Linked DNA regions of Mus musculus: region 1 is linked to region 2. A link is a loop called in an ENCODE intact Hi-C map of the cell type or tissue named here. Cell type or tissue: heart. All regions are shown on one strand. Links, peaks and the distances in the headings refer to the core of each region. The heading gives the core; the rest is flanking DNA.

What was found. Peaks named below come from ENCODE experiments on the same cell type or tissue, not always from the same donor. Only the 100,000 strongest peaks of a DNase experiment are listed, where the experiment ranks them.
Region 1: it touches region 2 in a loop (2.4-fold over the local background); 3 of 42 quality-filtered maps call a loop at or near these places.

What each region holds. Positions count from the first base shown.
Region 1 is chr14:30,874,962-30,887,335 of GRCm38, forward strand. Stimate (STIM activating enhancer) reads left to right here. Exons shown (of 8, transcript NM_028839.4): 8 at 1-2,249. Mustn1 (musculoskeletal, embryonic nuclear protein 1) reads left to right here and starts at 4,296. Exons shown (of 3, transcript NM_181390.3): 1 at 4,296-4,654; 2 at 5,656-5,788; 3 at 5,963-6,649. The coding sequence starts at 4,646. The coding sequence ends at 6,069. It overlaps Itih4 (inter alpha-trypsin inhibitor, heavy chain 4), which reads left to right and starts at 11,515. Exons shown (of 23, transcript NM_018746.4): 1 at 11,515-11,657. The coding sequence starts at 11,568. In heart, for the core only: a CTCF peak has its summit at 6,584 (motif pointing left); DNase peaks (open chromatin) are centred at 4,200, 5,550, 6,210, 6,570 and 2 weaker places; H3K27ac peaks cover 2,537 bases.
Region 2 is chr14:30,819,765-30,832,138 of GRCm38, forward strand. Stimate (STIM activating enhancer) reads left to right here and starts at 5,830. Exons shown (of 8, transcript NM_028839.4): 1 at 5,830-6,126. The coding sequence starts at 5,967. Sfmbt1 (Scm-like with four mbt domains 1) reads left to right here. Exons shown (of 21, transcript NM_001166532.1): 21 at 1-2,957. In heart, for the core only: CTCF peaks have their summits at 6,093 and 6,318; DNase peaks (open chromatin) are centred at 5,807, 8,527 and 9,477; H3K4me3 peaks cover 1,762 bases; H3K27ac peaks cover 1,395 bases.

The sequences.
Region 1 (12,374 bases), core at 2,170-10,169, 54 kb after region 2:
TGTGACAGTGTTACTGTTTTTTGAGTATGTGTTCATTTCCTACAAAGTATCTATGGGTCTAATGGGCAAACAGATTTTTAAGTCTTCCGTATACTGTTGGACTTTTATATTTTTAAGTTATATTTTCATACTATTGTATTTAAAACTCTTTTTAATCCCCAAAGACATGGATTTGTTTGCCTTTCATGGGGAATGAGCTAGGGGGAGGTGGGTAAAAATGAGGAGTTTTGGAGGCAGGAATATTGTTAAGTAACATCGATGGTGAGATAAACGGCCCTGGTGGGAAGGTAGAGAGATAGCGCTTATCTGCGCTCACAGATCCATAGTTAAGGTCAGAACCTGCACAGGAGGCAGCTGCTCCAGTGTGGGGACAGACAGAGCCCTGCCAGGGCATACAAGCTGCCGTGTTGGAGGCAATGGTTAAACTTCACTCAGGAGTTACACGTTTGTGTCCAGAGGACTCAAGACCGCCTCCGGCTACTCCTGTTGGTTTCCTGCCTATCTCAGTCTCTAAATTGCAAGTGTTAGAATGGCCTCAGCCTTGACTGCCTGTACAGCAGCCTTGACTGTACAGCAGCTTGCAGAGCCAACCTTTGCCCTGGTCTGTCACCAGCTGCCACCTGCTTGCTTGCTTAGCTGTCTAGAGAACTCTTCCTGGCCGGAAGAGCCTGTCATGATGCCCTACAAAGTTGTGAAATAACTGCAGCAGAGCAGACACTGGTGTGAGTCGTGTTTGAATGTGTAGGTTGTATGAGGCATTTCTAACTGGCTCCTCTCTGCTGGCCACACCCACTCCTCAGCCGGGCTGTGGTTTACCTGTGGGCCAGCCTGGCCTGGCACTGTCCCTGCTGTGGGAGCAGCAGGGCGGGACTGTCTGATGGCCTCTCAGTGGTAAGGAGCACAAGAACACCCACCGCCTCACGGGCTGAGGCCTTAGGTGAGACAAGCACAGAGGACAGCTCTCCTCAGAACCCCTAAGCCTAGGTCAGAGTGTGCTTTGCATAAGCATACAGGCTCTAAATATGCTTGTGGCCCGTGACCCTAGCCCTTGCCCAGGATACCTGGGCTGTCTTCTGCCACTTGAAACCTTCCTTGTCACAGACAGAAGGGTATGCTCTGGGTGGCCCTCTCAGCTCACTGTCTAGCGCAAGTCACTGAGAAGAGTGAGTCTGCTGTGGGAGGCTGCACATTCCTGTCAGGCAGAGGCCATGACCTGGAACGGGTCCGCCAGGCCCTGCCTTGGTCTCAGTTCCCATTTTCTTCCATCGTTCAGCAGTGGTCATTCTCTCCCCTTCTCTAGTGAGCTTCCACTGAGCTCAAACTCCTGGTGAGCTGGTCAGCGCCCGGGTGTTGCTGACGTCATCCTCACGTCCCCTTCCCCTTTGCTGTGCTTTAGCTGGCCTTTGCTGCGCACACCCCTGCCATCCCTCTGGAGCTCAGAGCTGAAACCTCATTTTCAGACTCAAGCTCCTGGAGTTTCCAAGCTAGACACAGAGGTGGGGGAAATGCTGTTAAGGACGGAAGGATGGCAACTCCGGGTGCACAGCCTCACAGAGGTGGTCTGTAAGGTCCTCCCAGCTCCCAGGCACAGGGCCTGGAGGACAGGAAGCAAGTGAGTGCAAGTTCCTTCTGCACCCTGATTTCCGCTAAGGACTGTCGTCTCTGGGCTGCAGCTGTGGAGTTGGCTCAGTAGGAGAGGAGGTCCAACAGGGATCTGCCACTAGAGCCTGTCTGTGTGCAAGCGTGGTGTGTGTCTGTCCTTCCCTCTCCCTGTGGATGTGCGCATGCAACCATACAGCAAAAGCACATACAATTCCGCATCCCTTGGGAGAGCCTCCGGTGGCCGACAAGGCCTTTCTGTCACCGTGGTGCACTGTCTCACTGGAGTGGATGTAGAGGGCTCTGGTCAGGACTTCTTCCTGAGCTGTCCCCCCTCCCCGGAACAAGTGTCCACATCACTTGTTCCAAGTTGCCTTATGAGGTGGGACCCTTTACTGGCTGATTGCGGGCGACACCGAGCTAGGGAAAAAAAAAAAAAAAAAAAAAAACAAGAAGTGTGGAATGCTGACCTAGCTGTGGTGTGCTGTCAATCTGATTTGTCCAAATAGGTACCTTGGCCAAGCTGCTCTTGGTAGAAGCTTGCCAGCCACGGTGAAGAATGAGGTTTTTTTGTTTTTGTTTTTGTTTTTGTTTTTTTTTTGTAACTAACAGAAATAAACCAATGAGAGAGAGCTGACACCTAACTCGGAGACATGGTGGTTGCTTTTTTATTTCCTTTACCTGTTGGTGGGAGTTTGGGAAAGGCAGCGGTGAATGGTGAGCTCCCGTGTGGCAGTGGTCCGGAAGGTGTGTGAGGTGAGACTCTGTGCCCCTCAGCCCTGGGGCATGTTGGGAGCAACCTCCTGCCTCAGATGTTAAACTGTGAACTCCCGAGCACCAAAGGAGTCGTGGGTTCATGTCACCTCTCCTGCCTCCTTTCTTGGGGAAAACAAAAAGATTCAAGTTCAAGTTGTAACTTCTCTTTGGCAGTATAGGCCTGCTGGCTACAGCTCAGGATGCACATCTGAAAGGTGCCCCAAGACCTTGAAGGAGCAGACCCAGACTGTCCCTCCTGCCAGGCAGCAAACCTTATAGGATGTAACCTAGTCTTGTTTTGTTTCTGTTTTTTTAAGACAGTTTTACTGTGTGGTCCTGGCTGTCCTGGACCTAGCTCTGTGGATCAGGCTGGGCTCATACCCAAAGATCTGCCTGCGTCTGCCTCCCAAGTGCTGAGATTAAAGGTGTTCTCCACTCACCCCCCGACCCCCGAAGTGAGCTAACTCTTAAATGAAGATTTCCACAACTTTCAATGGGAGACTTGTTCATAGTGCGGGGCCTGTGGTCAGCCTTGCTTTGAACACCCTGAGTCCTGAGTGGGTGAGTGGATTGGTTGGTGGACTGGTTGCCTGGTTTAGTTCTAAATTTTTCTTTTCCTGGGTTTACTTAGAAGTCAGACCTATGAGTGACTTCAGCTGCCAATCAAGGCTGTGTACGCAGTCATGAGTCACAGAAACCATCCCACCTCAGCTGCCAGTGACACTTAAGCATGGTGTCATGCATGGGTCACAAAACCACATTTTTTAGATGAAAGAGAAGATGGTGTACTTCCATTGTAAACTGGTTTACAGTAAATTTTCACATCTTATTATATAAAAGAAGAAAAAGGAGGAAAAAACCCAGCACTTTTGTGGTCGTTGGTTGTGTGCCCTGTGCCCTGTAACTCACAACCAACTCAACGGGTTAATAAACCTGATGGCTTGGCTGCAGTGGGCTCAGAGTCTGCGATGAAAGGAGCCTAGCGTGGTCTAGCCATCATCCTGATGAGCCTAACCCGCTTTTCCTCCTGGGTCGTGAGAGCTGGGCATCCCTTATCCTTGTCCTAGTCAGCCAGCTGTGGGTACTCCTCACAAGGCATGGCCTGGCCTCCCCTTGGAATCATGGGTATTGCTCAGGTCCCTGCGTATAGACCTGATGGTGCACACACTGACCTACTGGGAGCCAGGCCCAGAACCAAGAATGGGATAGAGTTCGAGGCACAACAGCTATGGAATGACATTTAGGATGACTGTTAGTGCCTGGTTGAATTTCATCTGCCTGGTGCCTTCAGGGATAAACACAATGTCCATTGTAGACGGGAGGGAGTGGAGAGAAGTCTAAGACAAACCTCCAACCCACATCTACCACAGCCCACCTCAGGCTTAGGGTCCCTGCATTGCCACCAGTGATCTTTCCATGCAAAGATGAAGTTAGTGGTGGGTGCTAAATGATTTTCCAAGGGAGCTCTACTCTTTACTACAGCTTAATAGCTGAAGTGGCATTCACCCCAGCCCTCTAAAGTCCTGCCAGCCAGCTTCCAAGTGTCCATCTTAGACAGAAGCCCTCTATAGGCCTTTACTAGCAAGCATGGTCTCCTCCGGGCCTATACTGTACCTTGCTTTGTCTCTTTATTAAACTTGTCCCAGGGCTGGCTAGAGGACCAGGACACCAACAAGACTGTGATATGGCAGCTCCACAGGGTCTCGGCCTTCCTGGCTACTCACTCTGAGTTGGCTGTGCTCACCATGAGGAAGTGTTTCCAAGCAACAGAAAGGAAGTTTCTCCCCTGCTAATGTGCTGGGATGGAAAATCTATTTCCAGTGGAATCCAGGAGTAGAAGAGAAAGCTAAACAAACTCAGAGCATCCACCCTTGTTCAGGGCCCTCCCTCTCCTCAGAGACTTCCCCTCCCACCCCTGCCACTGGGATGGGTTCTTGCAGTCAGCCTGGGCAGGCTGTCTCACACATTCCAGGGTTCACATTCATAAACACAGTCTGTGAACAACAGTGCCAACACCTCCCACCGTCGAGTAAGCAGCTGTCCCCAGAGATGCGGGGTCCCCGCGGCCATCTCCTCTCACCAGGGCAGCTGCCCATCATCGCCAAGAATAAACTCCAGCTAGTCGCTGCGTGGATCTGAATCATCTGAGAGCTTCCAAAGGAGGGGAGTGACTACCCAGGACGCACAAGCAGACTATATAAGTTCCCAAGGGTTGGGCCTCACGCAGATCCTTTCCTGTGGCTACTGCCTGCCAGAGAGCTACCAACAGCGAGCTTGCTTGGCATCCAACATGTCCGAGGTAAGGAGGCCCAGAAGGGACTAGTTGGTGCCAAGGAAGTTGCGAGGGCAAGGCTGGACACTAAGTAGTAGTGCCTGCTCTGAAGTAAAAGCCAAAGCTAAACAGAAGCACCGTGGCCCTTCCAGGCTGGCCTCTGGACACCCTGGGTCTCACCAGGCTCTGGTGAAAGGCCTTGACACTTCAGGCGTGTGAGGGGTTGGAGGTGGGGAGTGCCTATATAGAACTGTGCGCCTTTGTATGGAGATGAGGGAGCTAGCCTTGCTGGCTTAGTGTGTCCTGATGTGTACACATTTGTAATCTGGAGGAAGGATGAGGGGCGGAGACTGTACCTATAGATCTGTCTGTCTCCCTGTGAGGGTGTGTCTGCAGGCCTGCGTTTCCCTGGGAGCTCAGCCCAGGCTGAGTGAGGGAATCCTTGCACCTGCCTGCAGGGCTTAAGAAGGAATCAGGTGTCAGCCTCACAGGCGCCCGCCCGGGTGGTAGAGAAGGGTGAGCACTAAATCTGGCTTTCCCGGCTCTACTGGGCAAGAACAACAAGGTCATCCTTGCTCCTTTCTCCATGGCTGTCTACCCCGATCCCTCCCCAAACACAGTAAACATCAGTGGTTTTGTTTTAGGGAAAGGGGGGAGGGGCAGTCTTACGGACTTCACCACCTCTGTGAACAGATCTTAGAATTCCTGAGATTACCAAGGGCTCCTCAGTCTTAGAGTTCATCTTTTTGCTCTCCGCCCTTGTGTCCAGTCCTGAACTCGGCCTGACAAACAGGCCAGTGTGAGGATGCAGTGGTCACCACCCCCAGGAGTTCCCTCCCTGTCTGTGGGGAAAGGTCAGATGTCCAAGTCAGGCTAAGAAGGCAGGGAGGTGGCGGGGAACTTGCAGTTGGGAGAGGAGTGAGCTTTGAATCGGCTTAATTCGGAAGCCTGGGAAGGAGGAGCCCCCGCCAAAGTTGGGGGGTCTTCATCTCAAGGCATTGAATTGTAAGGCTCTCGACTTTTCCAAGGCTGGCACTCCTGAAGGCCCCATCAAGAAGAAGCGGCCCCCTGTGAAGGAAGAAGACCTGAAGGGGGCCCGAGGGACCCTGGCCAAGAACCAGGACATCAAGTCTAAGACATACCAGGTCATGCGGGACTACGGTGAGTGTCCCCCGGGCATGTGGTAGAATTGGAGACACAAGCATCCCCCGGTGGTAGCTAAGAGGTGTTGAGGGTCTCTGGGCATAGGAGGGGCTGCACACAGCATAGGGAGCCCTGCCTCTGAGAAGACCAGTTTAGGTCCCTGATGTCACCTCCTCCATCTCTTGCCTCCAGAGCAAGCCGGCTCAGCTGCCCCATCTGTATTCAGCCGCAACCGCACAGGCACCGAGACAGTCTTTGAGAAGCCCAAAGAGGGACCAGCCAAGAGCGTGTTTGGCTGAGACATGCACATTGCACCATCCACCCGGACACAGGAGCCTCCCCACGAACTTTTTTTTTTTTGTAATGCTGGAAGATGCCTTTCCTCTGCTGTCTCTTGAACCATCATGACTCCCACAACCCTAGCCCTTGGAAACACCAATAAAGAGTATGCCCAATGTCCCCAACCTTGGGACGTTGCCATGGCCGCTACCTGCAGAAGAGAGGGAAGTGTGGGGACATAGCATATCTGGTGCCCTTCCTGGACTCTGAGGTGGGACAGGGAATAATGTGTGTGCTCTCAGAACCACTGAGGTGTTCCAGGCAGAGCCTTAGCCGTGGAGTCCTGGTGCGGACTTTCTGATGCGTGTAGGAGACAGTTCTTCCTAAATCTCTGTTTTAGGCTGGGAAGATGGTGCCATAGCTAAAAGTACTTGCCATTTCTTTAGAGGACTCTGGTTCAGTTCCCAAATATCCTCATGGTAGCTCATAACCATTGAACTCTGCCACCCTCTTCTGGCCCCTGCGGGCATTGCATTACGTGTGGTATGCCTGTAGTCAAAATACTCACGTACCTAAAATAAAAATGAAATGGAAAAGTAACCTTCGGTTTCCCATCATGCACAGCAGGAGAGTTGAGTTAATGTCTATGGCATAAAGCAGGTTTCAGTAACAGAGAGACCTTGTTGGAGGCCGAGCTCCCTCTGCCTGCCTCAGAAGGTGCTGCAGTGTTTCCAGGGTCCTCCAAGCCCATTATCCTTACTCCTTTGCCCATGGTGTCTCTGGACTGTATGTCTCCATCTCAAAGCCCAAACTAGGTGTGGTTCCTCTGGCCAGTGGCCGTGAGTTTCCAAGACTCCTCAGCAACCATGTCCCGCCCCCCAGCATGGTGGCCGGGGTATGAGAACACCAGGTTCCTAGCTGTGTGCCATCTGTCTCCTCAGACCTGTGTCCTATGTCTGCTGTGTCAGGTTGAGGAAGCTAAAAGCTTGCCCAGTTAGAATGGCAAGAACACAGGCAGGCCAATAATGGCTCCTGAGAGCAGACCTACAGGGCCTGGCTCATGGATGACTCCTCCTGAGAAGCTCCTGTGACCCCTGGGCAGGTAGCTCTGGCTCCAGGCTGGGCCTATCCTCTGGGTCCCAGAGGAGCAGACGTCTTGTGGGGACAGAGCCAGCACTTGCTCACTGGACCTCTTAATAATGTCCTTCCCAGCAGAACTGTGTACTGTCCAACCCCACTCCCATCCAGAGCCTGGAGGGTGAACGGACACACAGGAGTGTGGCCTCTGACCATAGCCTTGCAAGGGAAGGCAGGGTTTTCATAGAAGCAACAGAAATTTCCTCAAAGTTTCCAACGCCCTGTCCTAGGGACAGATGCCACCAGCCTTGAGGTAAACCACACCAATGAAGACAACACACCAGTAGCTGGCCACACTTCTGGGTCCGTAGACTCAGGAGTGGACTTTCCAGGGCCACCAGAGGACACCAACTCCAGCTGCATCAAGTATTCAATATTTGTTTGCTTTATTACAGTGTCTATTATTTTAAAAAAAAAAAAGTACTTAGTGGGTGAGGGTAAGGTGTCCCCCACCTCTACCTCATCCTTTGAAAGTTACAGCAGGCAGGAGAAATGGCTCTGGACTCATGAGAGAGGGAGAGCTGGCTCTGCCCTCACTAGCTACAACACTCCAGAGATCAGACCCCTGCACCTCTCCTGAGCACTGCAGTACAGCTGACCCTGGAGTGGGGGTGGGTCGCAGGTGAGCAAGCCCAGAGGGTGTGAGCATGGGAGCCCTGCCACTTGTCTGACATGTGGTGGCATGGGCAAGGGGAAGATGCCACCCTTTGACCCTTCCCACCTATGGCAGGCGGGAGAGTTGGCCCCAAGGTCATGGGAGCTAGAGAACTAGCCTTGTGCCTCATCTACTGCAGCATTTGGGAGAACAGGCCCTGCCCCTTGCCTGCACACCGCAAGAGAGCTGGCTCTGCTGGAGAGCATGAGACCAGGAGAGCTGACTGTCCTTGCTGGCTGTGGCATTAGGTGAGCTAGCCCGGGCAGTGCTGGAGAACTCGCCTTGTGCTGTGGGTACAGGAGAGATGGAGGGTGGACCAGCTCAGCTACCACCCAAGCCCAGATCTAGGGCTTTGAGTTGGCCCATGCCAGCATCTCCCCCATCCATGAACTGCCGGAGCGTGTGAAGGGGCTGGTCCTACAGATAAAGATGCAGGGTCTCCAAGACACAGAGCCACAACAGAATTTCCAAGAGGAGTCCCTCTCAGGGGATTCAGTATTTATAGCATAGCAGGAGCCAGAAGCCTCCAACGGGACCAATGACTCATTTCAGTGAACATCTCCAAGTAAAAAAGTATAAACAAAAGAGTATACTGTGGGACACAGTCACACATTACAGCTTTGACAACAAGATTTACCCACTTTGGGCTGGAGGTTTCAAGGGCAAAAGGTAGTGGGGAGATGAGTGGGATTGGGGTGGGTGATGTGAAATTCACAAAGAATCAACAAAAAGTTAAATTAAAAAACAAAGCCGGGCAGTGGTGGCGCACACCTTTGATTCCAGCACTTGGGAGGCAGAGGCAGGTGGATTTCTGAGTTTGAGGCCAGCCTGGTCTACAAAGTGAGTTCCAGGACAGCCAGGGCTACACAGAAAAACCCTGTCTTGAAAAACAAAAACAAAAACAAACAAAACAAAAACAAAAAACAAACAAAACCAGCTGGGCATGGTGGCAAACACTTTCAATCCCAATACTTGGGAGGCAGAGATGGGCAGATCTCTGTGAGTTCGAGGACCTTTTCCTCAAAGTGAGTTCCAGGACAGCAAGGCTATTACATGGTGAAACCTTGTCTCAAAAAAAAAAAAAAAATACAAAAAAAAACCCATAATTCTTTACAGTTCTTGAAAGAACAATACTCAACTTCACTTCATATGGAAAAATAAAAAAAAAAACAGGATAGCTAAAACAATCCTGTACAATAACATAACTTTTGGAGTTATCACCATCCCTGATCTGAAGGTGTACTACAGAGCAATAGTAATAAAAACTACACAGTATTAGTAAAGGAACTGACAGGTTGATCAATGGAATTGAACATGCAGTGAATCCACACACCGGTGGACACTTGATTTTTGCCAAGCCAAAACCATACAAGGGGGGGGGGGGAAGCGTCTTCAACAAACACTGCTGGTCTAACAGGATGTCTGCAAGTAGACAGTTACAAATAGATCCACATCTATCACCCTGCGCAACACTCAAGTCCAAGTGGATCAAAGACCTCAACATAAAACCGGATACACTAATTCTGATAGAAGAGAAAGTGGGAAATAACCTTAAGTGTATTGACACAGGAGACAACTTCCTGAATAGAACACCAACATTCCAGGCACTAAGATCAACAATTAATAAGTGGTACCTTGGCCTGGAGAGATGGCTCAGAGGTTAAGAGCACTGACCGTTCTTCCAGAGGTCCTGAGTTCAATTCCCAGCGACCACATTGTGGCTCACAACCATCTGTAATGGGATCTGATACCCTCTTCTGGTGTGTCTGAAGTCAGCTACAGTGTACTCATCATATATATCAAATAAATAAATAAGTAAAATTTTTTTTCTCTTTTTGTTTTTTTGTTTTGTTTTTTGAGACATAGTTTCTCTGTATAGCCCTGGCTGTCCTGGAACTCACTCTGTAGACCAGGCTGGCCTCAAACTCAGAAATTCGCCTGCCTCTGCCTTCCAAGTACTGGAATCAAAGGTGTGTGCCACCACTGCCCGGCAAGTAAAATCCTTTAAAAAATAAAAATGGGACCTCATGAAATGGAAAAGTTCTGTAAGGCAAAGGACACTGTCAAAAGGACAAAATGACAGGCTACAAAATGGGCATAGATCTTCACCAACCCCACATCCAACAGAAGGCTGACATCCAAAATATATACAAAAACTCAAAAAGTGAGATGTCAACAAACAAAATAACCCAATTAAAAAGTGGGGTACAGATCTATACATAAATCTAGACAGAGGAATCTCTAATGGCCAAGAAGCACTTAAAGAAATGTTTAGCCAGGCAGTGGTGACCCATGCCTTTAATCCCAGCACTTGGGAGGCAGAGGCAGGCAGATTTCTGAGTTCAAGGCCAGCCTGGTCTACAGAGTGAGTTCCAGGACAGCCAGGGCTACACAGAGAAACCCTGTCTTGAAAAAAGAGAAAGAAAGAAAGAAAGAAAGAAAGAAAGAAAGAAAGAAAGAAAGAAAGAAAGAAAGAAAGAAAGGAAGGAAGGAAGGAAGGAAGGAAGGAAGGAAGGAAGGGAAGGAAGGAGAGAGAGAGAGAGAGAGAGAGAGAGAGAGAGAGAGAGAGAGAGAGAGAGAGAGAAATTTTCAACATCCTTAGTCATCAGGGAAATGCAAATCAAAACAACTCTGAAATTCCAGCTCCTTCAGAATGGCTAAGATCAAGAAGAAGATAAGCCTGCAGCTTGGTGTGCTAAGACCGGTTGATATCCACGGGAGGCCTCCTGTTTTCTGAGGAGAAAGGGGAGGAGGGGTGGATGGGTGTGGGTTGGGGATGAGCTGAGAGGGAGGGACTGGAAGGAAAGGAGGGAGGGGAAGCTGCAACCGAGATGGAAAGTAAATAAAAATCAACAAAAAATAAAATAAAATAAATCAGTGCTTCTACTTTCTCAAGGACATATTGAGAAAAGGTATTAGCAGCACCTAAGGGCCGCTCTCAAGGGCCTGCTATGACAAAGTCAGCCCACACTCTACCTGTACACAGCTTTCAGGAATTCTATCCCTGTGCCTCACCTTCCTGCATAGACTGTCCAACATCACACCTCTAGGCTCAGGGTATGCATCTTTACAACTCTAACGTATTGTCAAATTGCAGACCTGTTCGAGAGTCTGCTTGGCTTGAACCTACAGCCTGGTTATACTAATAGGACCCATGGAGCAGCCTGGTACCAGAGAGTGAACAGGGGTTTCTGGACCCAGCATCTTTTGCTCCAAAAAGTGCCCAATCTTGCTAATGTCCTCAGATGCGTCTGTGGTCCTCTCGGTGTCTCAGGGATCCCACGGGCATGCCTACCTACCAGGTTAATATGGCCCTGTCTCTTCCAGGAAGCCACCTAGGGTATTTTTTCCAGCCCTGGTCTTTCTACGGAAGCTTATGTTTCCTCCTGGGCTCATTGAGAGCTTACTAGCCTCACTGCTGGGTGCCTCTGGCCCTACACATCATGATGGATGTCTACATCAGGTTGTGACTCTGGAATTCTGAACCTAGCTAGCAGAAGGCCTGCTAATGCCCAGCTGCCTCTCCCCAGGGTATGTCCTTCTATCAGCAAAGTTTACTGGACATAGGTCACTTGTGTCCTTATCTGAGGCCTCTGGGATTTTTTGGCTTGGAAACCTGCATTTCCGAGAACTTGCACCAGCAGGGGCTGGCCAACCAGCAAGTTGCCAGTTTATAACCCACCTGCTCCAGGGCTCAGAAGCAGTCTGGCGGGCAACTGAAGGCAGATGAAGAGCCCTGCCCCTGCCCACATGTGGAACCTTGTGCTGTTCTTGCCTTCACTGTTGGCTGTGCTTCCGACCACTACTGCCGAGAAGGTAGCAGTACCCATAGGTGCCTCTGTGTCTACCTGTGTGAGTGTGGTGCAAGCTGGGTAATGAGCAGACACATCTGGAAAGTTAGGGGTGCCTCTTCAGTATGCATGTAATTAAGTAGGCAGGTGTGCAGGTCAGTGTGTGTGCAGGGCATGTTGCTAATCGCTGGGTAACCAGGCAGTACCCAGAGATCCTTAAGGCTCCTTCATTTAATAGATGGGATAGTCCTATTCTTGCCACTTTATAGATGAAAGAGGAGAGCCAGTTGCCCCTTGAGGCTGACAGCAGAGCCAAGAAAGTCGGGATGTGGCTGTATAAGCCCAGCGCTTCTGCTCTAGATGAGTGACCTCTGGGAATGACTTACATGGTCTACCTATCAGTTTCCTCATCTGAAAGACTGTGATAATAAAACATAGTCTGAGTGCTGTGCTGGTTGATAATCAAGCTTATGATACCTGGGAAGTGTTTAGTGCCACACATGCATGGTACAGAGCTGATGCTTGCTAAACTCTGTCCTAAACTGGGGCAGGTAACCATGAGTATCTGAACAGTTTGTGTGTGTGCAGCATGGCACATGGAGCAGGTAGAGGAACGGGGCTGTGTGTGTGCACATGCCTTTTCTTAAGGACATGCCAGCCTTGGGGTAAACCGTGTATGTGTCGAGCAGTACCCAGTGGAGGGGTCAGGGCAGAGAGTCCATTGCAGGGAACATTGACGAAG
Region 2 (12,374 bases), core at 2,998-10,997:
TTGGCAGACTGACAAGCCGTGGCTCTCTTCATAGAATCTCCTGAGACTGCAGGAGTTGAGTCACCGATACAAAGGGAGTCTTGTGAGGACATAAAACCTATGCCTGTAGGATCTTACATTGTTACCTTAGTAAAATGAAAGGTGACAGCAGTGGCTGTAACTTACTTTCTTCTTGACTCAGATGACAGAATGTAGAACTGTCAGAGTTGGCAGGGATCGTGCCTGAAAGGGGAAGCACATGACCGCCCCGCCCAAGAGGGGCTGGGGGGGGGGGCAGCCATAACTCTTCAGTCTCTGCTTTCTCCTATAGGAAGACCAGCCGTGAGTTAGACAAGAGGGGGCTTCCCTAAATATTTCTTGGCACTCTTATTGGGATGCAGTGTACTTGGCAGTCACATCAAAGAATTATCTTCCCCATCCCTTCTCACAGTAAGAGGATAATTCTATGAGAATTTTGCAGAGGACTTTTTTAAAGTATAAAATTGTAATCCCAGACTGGGTGTGGTGATATATATACCTTTGATCCCAGTGCTTGGGAAGTGGAAACGAGGCTCACAGTGAATTCTAGGCCGGCCTGGGTTATATGAGACCCTGCCCTTTTTAAAAACTGTTTTTATTTCATGTATCAAAGAGGCAGGGGTTAGGCTGGGTAGCAGTTCCGATGCTGGGATGGTTTAAGTTCGATAATAGCTTGCATTGTTGGGGTAAGTGGCTTATGTTGCTCATTTGTATGTGAAGTCTGTTTCTGAGACAGCCAGCCTCAAGCTTTTTAAAGGTATGCTGTGAGGAGAGTGTGTGGAGTTCACCTGCAGCTGTCCTCATAGCTTGCCTGCAATCAAATTTTTTATGATCCATCTTTAACTTGAGTTGACAAACTTAGAAATACATGAATGGACTATACTGTCCTCCCAGACTTGGAAACTTAACTGACCAAAACTAGACTTTACAGCTATATTGGTCTTCTAGGGAAACCTTCAACTTTATGTACAGATTGGCTCTGAAATTTTGATCATATCTGCTGATTTCCATTGTGAAACATCTTCATCCTTTTCAAATACAGGGAATACATTAATAGAGCCTTTTAATTACACCTTTAGCCTTTCTTTAACAATTTATACAGCTCCCTGTTTTTATAATACAGGTATAGGAAGGGTACTGGCCAAGCTCTGGAAATGAAGATCTTGGTAAATGTTTATTATTGTATTTAAAAGAGGCAGACATAGAAAACCAGTTTAGAGTTTGACCTTTGTATGTCTCTTTGAGAAATAAAAGTATTTTCACTGAGGGAAAGGGCATTAGACCAAAGTTTCCTGAAGACTTGAATACATTTCACATGCTCTTTAGAACCACTTTAGTTACTGATGTGATGCCTGAATAAGGCAAATAGGATGAAAACATCCCACTCCTCTCAGCCCAACATTGTTTCCAAGGGACACAGAACATCGGGGGAGGGGGGAGTCTAAATGAAAGGTAATAGCAGTATAACAACTTGTAAAATCATGAAAACTGTCACTGGGACTTACTCTTAGTTGGCACCTCTCACCAGAGCTTGTCCAGTTTGAGTGATTGCCAACAGTGCTGGGAGAGTCGTTAGACTGGAAATAACAGAGTGTGAACTTGCCTTACATACTGGGCATATTCCATGTGTGTGGAAAACCACCCGAGTTCCCAAGTGTTCTTATGAAGTGAAGTAGAGAACTTGGGCAGACAAGATGCTCCCTTTATAAATTTGGATGTCTTTGGTCCTGGGATCTTTGTAAGTTCTGTGTCTTATGACCATGATGCTGGCTCAGAAACTCTGTAAGGACAGAGCCTCCTGTACAAACAAGAAATAATAGTCACTTTCCTGCTATTGGTTTTATTTACTTTAAATGTTTTACTCATGAACTTCGATGATTGCTTTGTATGAGAATGTATGTACTTGGGGAATTTGAATTTATTCTAATAAGCTACCTATTGACCTGGAGTTTTGTTGTAAGAACTCTAAACTCAAAGTCCAGTCCAAATGGATCTGGTTCCAGGTGCACTCTTTTGGGGTTGTTTTCCTTACTGCTTGTCTTCAGCCACATGGGTGACTTTGCTCTGGGAACGGCCTTAGGCACACAGGTAGTGGGTGTCAATGCAGCACATGCTGATTTTCTTGCCGCTGTGTTTAAGAAATCAAAACTTTCTAAGAACCAGCAAAACCGGGATGAAGGTTTGTAGGGGAGGTTGGGGGATTAAAAAAAAGCAGGTCTAAAACTCTCATAATGCTTTTTTCTGACAAGTCTGGTGTGGTAGGTACCTACCATGGTGAAGTGTTGTGAAAAAAAGACAAGCAACAGATTGACCAGACGGTTGTCACTACCAGCAGTAAAGTGCAGAGTGGAGCCACAGGGAAGCAAGGAAGGAAGAAAGGGAGGGAGGGAACTTGTGTGAGAGGGGAACTGCTCTCAAGTGGAAACTCAGGCAGAAGGGTTCCTAGATGGCTCATTCTGTCTATGTCTAGCTCAAGTCACAATTATTAGCAGAGGCTGAGAAGAAGCAGACAGTCTCTAGTCCTTTGTGAGAATCTCTGAGGTTTTAACTGCTCACATTTTCCTCCCACCTTCCTCCTTTTTTCCCCCTAAAGACAATCAGGGGCTTGCCAGGATGGGACTCCAGGCTGCTTCCAGCACCATCCTTAGCCCTCTCTCCAGTACCCTCTCTTTGGAAGTAATGCACTTTGTTTAATGTATTTTGCCTTTAAAAAAAAACAAAAGAAACAAAAAACAAGTTGCTTGTTTGGAACAAAATGAGATGCTTTCGGCACTGTATCATTCCTGCTTGCTGTTTTTCCTCTTAATTTACAATTTTATGCATTAAAGACAAAGTATTCTTAAGGAGAAATATGCACAAGAATACCTATTAAAATAACTCCCATCAAGTTTGATGGTATAATTTTTAAGGATTAAAAACAGAACAAAAATATTTTGAGTGAATATATGCGTGCTTTTCTTTCTTTTTAGCAAATAAGTTTATAGTAAACTTGTTATATGACAGTTTTAAGTGGCTATGAGAAAGGTATTAATCTAATTTCATTTGTGCTAACTTTACAGTAAGAAAGGCTTTTAGCTGGAGTACATTCTTCCAAACTCTTAGTAGGGCCTCAGAGAATCATTTCTGAAATGAGTAAGAGAGGCCCTTCCTACTTAAATACAAATCTAGAAGCTATCCCAGCCTCCACCCCTTGGTGTCCTGCCTATCCCTTCTGGATTTAGATAGGCTTTGTTTTGTTTCATTTTGTTGTTTTTCAAATTACTAAGAAGAGATGGGGTGAGCAGAATCCTTCTTACTCCCTAAGACCTGGGAATTCTGTTCTCAAATTCTGAAGACTCTGTAGGCCTGAGAACCATCCACACCTGACAGTGCAGAGCAGTTGTCATATCTGTGTGTGCAGATTGGTGTCACACCTGAGTGTGCAGAGCAGTGTCACACCTGAGTGTACAGAGTGATATCATACCTGAGTGTGCAGAGCAGTGTCACACCTGAGTGTGCAGAGCAGTGTCACACCTGAGTGTACAGAGTGATGTCACACCTGAGTGTGCAGAGCGGTGTCACACCTGAGTGTACAGAGTGATATCATACCTGAGTCTACAGAGTGATGTCACACCTGAGTGTGCAGAGCGGTGTCACACCTGAGTGTGCAGAGCGGTGTCACACCTGAGTGTACAGAGTGATATCATACCTGAGTGTGCAGAGCAGTGTCACACCTGAGTGTGCAGAGCGGTGTCACACCTGAATGTACAGAGTGATATCATACCTGAGTGTGCAGAGCAGTGTCACACCTGAGTGTACAGAGCGGTGTCAACACCTGAGTGTACAGAGTGATGTCACACCTGAGTGTGCAGAGCAGTGTCACACCTGAGTGTGCAGAGCGGTATTTCTCCCAGACTTCTTTTGTCAGCTGTGTGTGCAGTTTTTTCATGAACTCTGTGTCTTCAACTAGTAATCTCCCTGTGCCCAGCCACGGCCTCTCTTGCTTTAACACACAGATCCTCTGGCTCTCCCTGAACATGAGCTGTAACTGCTGAGTGCTTAGTGTGTAAGGTCCTTCTCGGACTTAAAGGGAATGATGGGACTTTACATTTCCCTTATACGTTCATTTAGTTTCACAATCTTTTTCAATAAAAAAAACTTTAAATAAATTTACATTTCAATAAATTAAATATACATAAGTTAAAATTCAGGTAAATTTACATTTGCTGTGTGCCAAATCTGTGCCAAGAGTGAATCAACACTAGCTCTGCCTTTAGAAAGCTCATACCAGGGGAGAGACCTAGCTGTCTGAACCAACATACATACAGCTGAAAGTGCTGGTGGAGCAGAGCACACAGAAGGTGAAGGTGCAGTGGAGATGGGCAGACAGGTGGCTTGCCGCCTAGGCAGCAGCTCATGGCACAGGGCTAGAGAGTAGTATCCATACCGGTGTGCGAGGAGACGGTAAGAGAAAGGCTGCAGAATTGCATTTCCTATGGATTGCAGAGTCTATATCCCTGTTAAATAAAACAAACAAACTTTGGAAAGCATTTAGTCCTCTTTGATAATTAGAACTTCTTGAGGAAATGTCTTTAAAGTTAGTATTTATTGTTCCAAAAAGATACCTTGATGTAGGTTAGACCTGTACCATGCACATGCCCATTGACATGCAGCAGACAAGTCAGAGCTCTAGGGCACCAGCAAGAGGTGTCTAGAGAGACAGCAGAGATGTCTAGGGGTCTGGGTAGTAAGACAAACTTAAATTGGAGTCTGTGCACACCGGTGGTTTGGAGGTAAAAAAAAAAAAAAAAAGAAAGAAAAGAAACCAGACTGGGTGTGGTGGCATATGCCTTTAGAGAAAGTCGGGCAGATTCTGGGCTACATAATGAGTTCCAGATGCTGTCTCAAAACAAAATCCGTTCTATTTGTAGTTGTATCTCAGAAGTGAACAGAGCAAGGACTTGTGCATGTTGACTTTGCACTTAAACTCACCCTTTTTATAAAGCGAAAAGTGGCTGGATTGAAGTAACCATTTAAAGTGGGGGTGGGGGACAAGTGTAGTGGCACTTAACTGCAGTCCTAGCTACCTCGGAGGCTGAGGTGGAAAGATCATTTTTTTTGTCCAAAGGTTCAGATTAGCCTGGACAATTCAACAAGACCAATCTCAAGCAAAGTAGCAAAACCAGACAGACTGGTGTCACAGACCTACCTATAATTCACTTAGAGTGCGTGAGTGTGAAGATCAGGAGTTCAAGGCCATCATTGTTTCTAGGTCCTTGTTTTAAGTTTGAGGACAGGCAGGGTTAAGAAAGTGCCTGTTTCAAAACAAAACCCCCACAAATTATGTTTGGGAACAGGGATTCACCCTGGAGCTTTGAATAGTGAGTTGAATCCTCTGGCTTTTGACCATGAAAGTAGAACACTCAATCCCTGGCGTGGGAAGAAGACCTCAGACGGCTGAGACTATTGTACTCAATACCGTGCCTTAGCATAATGTTGCCTCAGGTTCTGGACTCCACTTCCGAAGTAGTGAACCGAATCTGAGGGCAGAATGTAGGAGTATTCTTAGGAAATTGTCCAGGGCATTTATAGATTTGCCTTGGAGGGGAAAGGGATTTAGCAACAGACTCCATCACTGTCCCTGACACTGCTCTCATGACCTAGAACACAGGGCTCTGGGGATTCCTTTTACACAGTCTGGCTCACCTGCTCTACCTACCTGCAGAGATTCTCCTCCAGCCCCGCCCCTAGCCCTGGCTAGAGCCCCGCCCCGGAGGGAATCGAAGCCCGCCTCACGCCTGGCTCAACCAATCAAGCTCTACGATCTCGGACGTCGGGTTACGCGCGGCGCGGAGGCGGCCGCGGGCTGAGATACCGGCACCCAGCTCCAGGTCCGGGGTCGCGGCTGGGCAGCGCGACCCGGGCTGCAGCGAGGCCGGCGGCCCCTCGCGCCCTCCCGTCAGGCCGCCATGCAAGGCCCGGGAGGGAACGTGAGCCGCGGATTGCCGAGCGGGCCGGCCTCCACGGTCGCGTCCGGGGCGGGCCGCTGTGAGAGCGGCGCGCTCATGCACAGTTTCGGCATCTTCCTGCAGGGGCTGCTCGGCGTCGTGGCCTTCAGCACATTGATGCGTGAGTCCGGGACCCCAGCCCCTCCCCGTCCCCACGTCGACCGCCGCAGTCCCAGCCCCACCCCGGGGACCCTCCTGCCCTTAGAGTTCCGGCCTGGGCACCGGGCCCTTGGGCTGCGGTGCCTCCCTCTCCCGCGAGACGGTGCTGGTTATTCGAGACTAGAAGGGAGTCCGGGACCCTGGGCTGAGAGCTTTTGGCCAGGAGTGACCCTGCCCCTCACCACCTCCACCTTAGACCTGTCTCTTGTCTGATGTCAGCCTAAATCTGGTCCCCTCCCACTTTGCCGTCGCAAATTAAGGTTACCTCACTTTTCGGTATGGACCGAGATTACCCCCCCCCCCCCATAGCTTCTTCTCAGGGGCTCCTCGTAGCCTTCCTCCCCTTGGCTCTTAGACCCCCACACCCTTAAGTGTCTGCTAGCCTAATGCTGGGCTCCTCTCTGAACCTTCACTCCCAGTGTTTGCCCTCTCTGTTGGGTGTGGGGAGACTCACCCACACCCACCTGTAGTGTTAGGGCAGTGCAGTCGGTGCTCCCACATTGCTGCGCGACCCCCAGCCCTACTCCCTCTATTGTTCAGGGAAGATCCTCTCTGACTGCCGCGGTACCCACATCCCAGCCTCCCTTTTCACCTGTTCAGCTCTGTCCTGAGCTTTCCCAATTAAGTTGTATCTGAAGTTTCCGCTTGCTGTTCTTCCAAACCACGTTTGTTATTTACATTTTTAAATTTCCTCTTTTTTCGTGAAACTCTGACAACCCTCCTGGTTGACTTGATGGAGGAGGCTAGAGGCTCCGGGAAAGTCTCAGAGGCACTTCTTGGGGAGTTTTATAGTAAAGAAGGAAGTCACAGATGGCCCTTGTTGCCCAATGGGGGTTGGAGGAAGGGTCATATTTGCCCTTGGGTTGGGAGGTTGTGCTGTTTCTCTGATGGGCACATACACACACACAGACACTAAAGGATGGAGTTCTCTTGGCACGTAGACCTGAGAGTGTCCCTGTGATGTGTTAGAGAGGAGTTATAACTAAGCTATTATATAGAGGCATTAATTCCAAAACTGACATGTTTTCACAACTGTGCTCTGTGGGCAGAATGGGGAGTTCCAGCAGGATGTAGTCTTCACTGGGGGTGGGGGTGTCCTGCTGCAGCTCTGAATGCAGATGCAGTAGGGTTATCCTTGCTTATTTATAACAAGAGGTTTCTTTGGGCAAACTCGCCCAGGCTTCAAGCGACCCTGGATAGCCCCTGATTCTGACCACTATTTCTTTATGGCTGCTTGGTTTTGAACAAGAAGTGCCCAACTTGCCACTGCTTCTTTGCCATTTTCTCTGCTGAAACTAATGTGTAGTTGTTCTCAAAATGATAGTTTGTGACAACTTAACCAGAATCGGTTGCTGACAGGTGCAGATTCTTTTGTGCCTGTGTTTTCAGGATACTATGAATGGGCTTCTGCTCCTTCCCACTCTTCTCTCCTCCAGCCACTGTCTTTTTTCAAGAAACTATAGGCTTCATTTTTATTATGCAAAACCTGGGATTTTGTAGTGTGGAGCTGACTGTTCTCATGGATTTGATTTGTGTGACTCCCAGGCTCACTTGTGATTCAGAGAGGGACATGCCATTATGTCAGGACAGAGTTGCTCACCGATGAGAATTGTCAGGGTAGATTTGTTCAGAGTGGTGGTACTGGCCCTGCAAGTCTTCGGGGACTCACTTCCTCACTGAATCTTCAGTGTGAGTTTATGCACACATCCCAGGGTTGCTAAGGACTTCCTGCGAGCATATATTAAGTGAGAAAGTCCATTCCTGTGCAGAGGAAGGCTCGATATGGAAGGGCTTCATGATCATGGCAGAAGGCCCTGGGCCAGTGAGTGGTAGTGTTATGTACAAGAGATGAGATGGCCACAACTGGGTCTATCCTGTAGAGCAAGCCAAGGTGGCAGGACTTTTGTACTAGATCAGGAGGCCTCCTGGGCTGCAGCCCATTTGGGAAGCACCTTTCATATGGCTTAGATTTCTTGGTCCTGTTGAAACAGAACTATAGGGCTTTTCCCTTTTGAATAGCCAGGAGGAGGGAGGAGGGAGGAATTCTTTTTTGGTTTTGGGGTTTGGGTTTTGTTTTCTTGTGTTTTTTGTTTGTTTGTTTGTTTGTTTTGTTTTGTTTTGTTGGTTTTTTGAGACAGGGTTTCTCTGTGTAGCCCTAGCTGTCTTGGAACTCACTCCATAGACCAGGCTGGCCTCGAACTCAGAAATTCACCTGCCCCTGGCTCCCGAGTGCGCCACCACCTCCACCCAACTGAGGGAGGAATTCTTAAGGGGCCAATTTATACTTTTGGACTGGATTTTTGCTGGGGAAGTACATCTGGCCGCTGTCAGACTCTGTCTTCCTGGTCACAAATATGTCTGGCTGAGCTGCTGGAGTCAAGGGCCAGCCTTCTGGGCCAGAGCCCAACTGGAAGTTCCTGAAGAAGTGGGGTGGGGGGGGGGGAAGCACTTTCCTCTGGCAGTCCTCTCTTTATGGTCTTCAGGCACATTCTTCTGGACAATTTGAACCAACAGTGTTGTCTGTACTCTCTGAGGTCTTTCCCTTTGCAGTACCGTGTCCTCTGAGGCAGTCGAGTCAGTGCCTCTCTTGGGTCCCAACCCAGTTCTGACTACAGGAACTCTTCAGTTTTCCTGCTGGGCCTGCTCTTGCTGTAGTATAATAGACCCACTTCTGTGCCTGACAGACTGAGGTCTTCTACCTTTACATCCACAGATCTACTGTTTATTCTTATGCATAAAATCACTTTGCCCGTGTTGCTGAGTTTTCTACCTTTGTGGGTGGGCGTTGTACTAAAGGAAGAACTTGGACATTATCTTCATATCACCTAGGGGAATTTGGGTTCCCCTAAGTGTCTCTTCCCCTGATACTCTGGTAGACGCCTTGTGTTATATCTGGAAGTTGCACATTGACTCAGACTAGAGGGCTGAGGACATCTATGCCAGGTTCTGTGTGTATCCTGATCTTCGTGCTATCTTTATAAGCGTGCAGACTGTTAGAGTCCACCAGCTACTGGTGTATTCATGGGCACTTTGTGAATTAAGAAAGTAGATGGACTTCCCAGAGCTTTCAGCTAAGGAGCCCCCTGTTAAGGAATGCCCAGCAAACTCAAGCCAGATAATAAAATTTCTAGCCACTCTTGAGTTTTTCTGAGTCGTTATGAAACTGACTGGGCCTCTGGGCATCTACATAGAGACTTTGAAGCCAGAGGCTTTGTCATGATCTGCCTGCCAAACAGCTCTTCTTGTTTGGTGTCCCTGTTTCTAGTCCATGGCGTGTCACTCAGACTAGAGTTGCAGCAGAACGTAGCTGAGCAGTTGAGAAGCTTGGCAAACTACTCCAGTGTAGGAGAGTCATCCAGCTGTCAGCCAAAGGTCGGCATTGGCCTGTGTGTGTTAGCGTTTGGGGAGTTTACTCTCAGGACTGAGTGCAGAGCAAACTCAAGCTTCCTTCACCATGCGCAGGCAGGGTTCTGAGCTGAAGTGTGGACAGAATTGGCTTTTAACAAAACAAGCATTTTGACAGCTTAAGTAAATCTGCCTGTGTGCTTTCATGTTGCAGATAAGGGGCCTAGCAAGCTGGTAGAAATAACTAGAAATGGCTCCGTATGCTACCAACAGGGCACTGCCGTTAAGAAGTGGTAGCTTTTTTTCTGTGACCCAAAGCAAAATCACAAACTTTGTAACTCTACTAGGAATGGTTAGAAGGATACGTGCTAGGAACTTCAAGTCTTTACGTTCAGCGTTGCTATCTTACTCTCGGATAAGGCTGTGTGGAATTTTCGCTCCCACAGACCCGGCCTCCCTGTGTGCGCCATTGGCACAGTATTTCTCACGGTCACCTCTCTGGATCTGTTTCTCATAGTCACCTCTCTAGGTCCCATCATAGTTTCGTCTTTAAGAATGCCAGAACAGCGAACGCCTGCCTGCTAACTCGTTTCACTTTGTCAAGCTTTCTCTATGTGACTTTCTTTTTCTGAGCCTTCTGAAGAGAAGGTGGAATTGCTACCACGCTTTATGTTTCAACACTTCAGTCTCCTCCTAAGAATAAGGACACTTAAGAGGATTGATAACCCTATATGGTGGATTTCTGAGTTCGAGGCCAGCTTGACCTATAGAGTGAGTTCCAGGACAACTAGGGCTACACAGAGAAACCCTGTCTGGAAAAACCAAACCAAAATGAAAACAAGCACACAAACAAAACCCCTCTGTCTAACCATCTGATGTTCACTGTGTGTTCACAGTTTCCCATGTGCCATCTATTTTAAAGCTAGAGTGTTTTGTTTTTAACTGACTCAGCAGAGGGCCATACATTGTGCTTGGTTTGGACTTTGCTGTTGGAGTCCTGAAACTGAACCTGGGCCTCACCATGACAGGCTAGTGTCTACCCCTCGGCTCTATCTCCAGCCCCACTTTGAGTTTTTAATGACATTGGCCTTTGGAAGAGTCCTGCCTGGTAACTGAAGTGCCCACATTCTACAGGTCTCTAGGTGTATCCTTGGGGGTCTGTGTTGTGTCATTGACCCCAGTATTTCCCCAGTTTGGAACAATTAAAATCATATAACCAGTATCAGGAGGCTGTAGCTCTTAGAAAAAGCAAGTCCTTGACTGAGTGGTGGTGCACACCTTTAATCCCAGCACTGGGTAGGCAGAGGCAGGCGGATTTCTTTTGAGCACAGCCTGGTCTATATAGTGGGTTCCAGGATAGCCAGGGCTACATAAACCAAGAAATAGAAAGAGAAAGGCCAGTTACTTCTTGGTAGGAGTGGGAAATTTTCTCACTTTTCCCTTATAAAAGTGTCATTCTCACTGTGATGCCTTAAGTGAGTGAAAGCCCCGCTCCTCAGTGACCATTCACCTACAGGTTCCTTCCTCTCTGGGAGCTGGACTGTGAGGTAGGAAAGGCTGCGCTCTCTGGGCCTAGCACCCAGCACAAACTCTGTCCTCTCCCTGTGCAAAGGAAGGACGTGCCTTTTTCTCTCCTATGCTGTGGCTGACGTTAGCGTGCTGCTTCTGGGTGTTCATGGTCAAAAGACTTGGATTTCTAGATATTCATTTATTTGATAGCTTTTGTCCATGGCATTCTGCTGCTTTATTTATAGTAAAAGTTTATTCATTTGGAGTTTTATGAATTAGGGGATGATCCAAATTGTAGAATAATCTCATTAAATGCATTTTTAAAAATTACTAAATGCTGCGCTGGCCAAGTGTTGCTCTGTAGGGGCCTGTCAGACCTCTGCTGCTTTAGTGACCTGTTTAAACCCTTTGTAATTAGTATAATATTTGCATGAAGATGAAGTTGTGTTGAAGTTAGAAATAGCAGGACCATGGCTGTGGATGCAGTCCACATCCAGGCTCTTCTGTCCTTGAGCAATGTAGGTGGTTCTCAAAGCCTCAGTTGCCTTCCTCGGAAGATGGCAATGGTAATTTCTCTGTTCTGGGCCTGTGGGGATTGGAAGTCGTCAAGGATCGGTGGTAGGGACACATCTGGCTCTCTGTGGGTCTGGGGTCCGGGATGGTGCCATCCTCCTCCTTTGTGCGTTCACAAGTCCCAGGGAAGAGCAGTGCTTACACATGGTTTTATGAATGGAGTTAAGGACTTGCCTCTCTACCCTCATTGTTTGCACACCGTCCTTACATTAAACAGTGTAAGGACCTTTAGCCCTCTTCATAGAGTCCATAATACAAAAAAAATTAAAAGGCAAACAAACCTATTCCCCTACCAGCAAGGTCAGTGTAAATTCTGAATGAGAGTGTTCCAGAGCTGTGGTTTTAGGAGATGCCATGCCTGTCCTATGCAACCCTTTCCTGTCCTATGCAACCCTTTCCTGTGCTTTCTTTACCTGGGAGGCCTCAGGGGGCCTCAGGAGCAGGGCGTCCTCCAGGGCTAAGCAACGTCCAGGAGACAAACCTGCCTCCTCCTCATGGGCTTGATCTTGCCAGGGCTCTTGTTGGGAGGTGGCTGTAGAGTCACTAGGACTGGCCTCTTTCCTGCAGTTTGTCCTCCCTGAGCCCCCTCTGCTGGCTCTTGTGCTGAGCACTTGATATGCTCACAGGAATCCTGAAGCAAGGAGGTTTTGTTGTTGTCGTTTTGTAAGCAAGGAACTTGATCTTGTGCCTTCATGTTAATAGATGCAGAGAATCCCAGCCCCTTGAACTTTTAAGTACTCTTGTGTTCTTTCCGTTCCTGCCTGTCCTCTCTGTCCCTCTCAC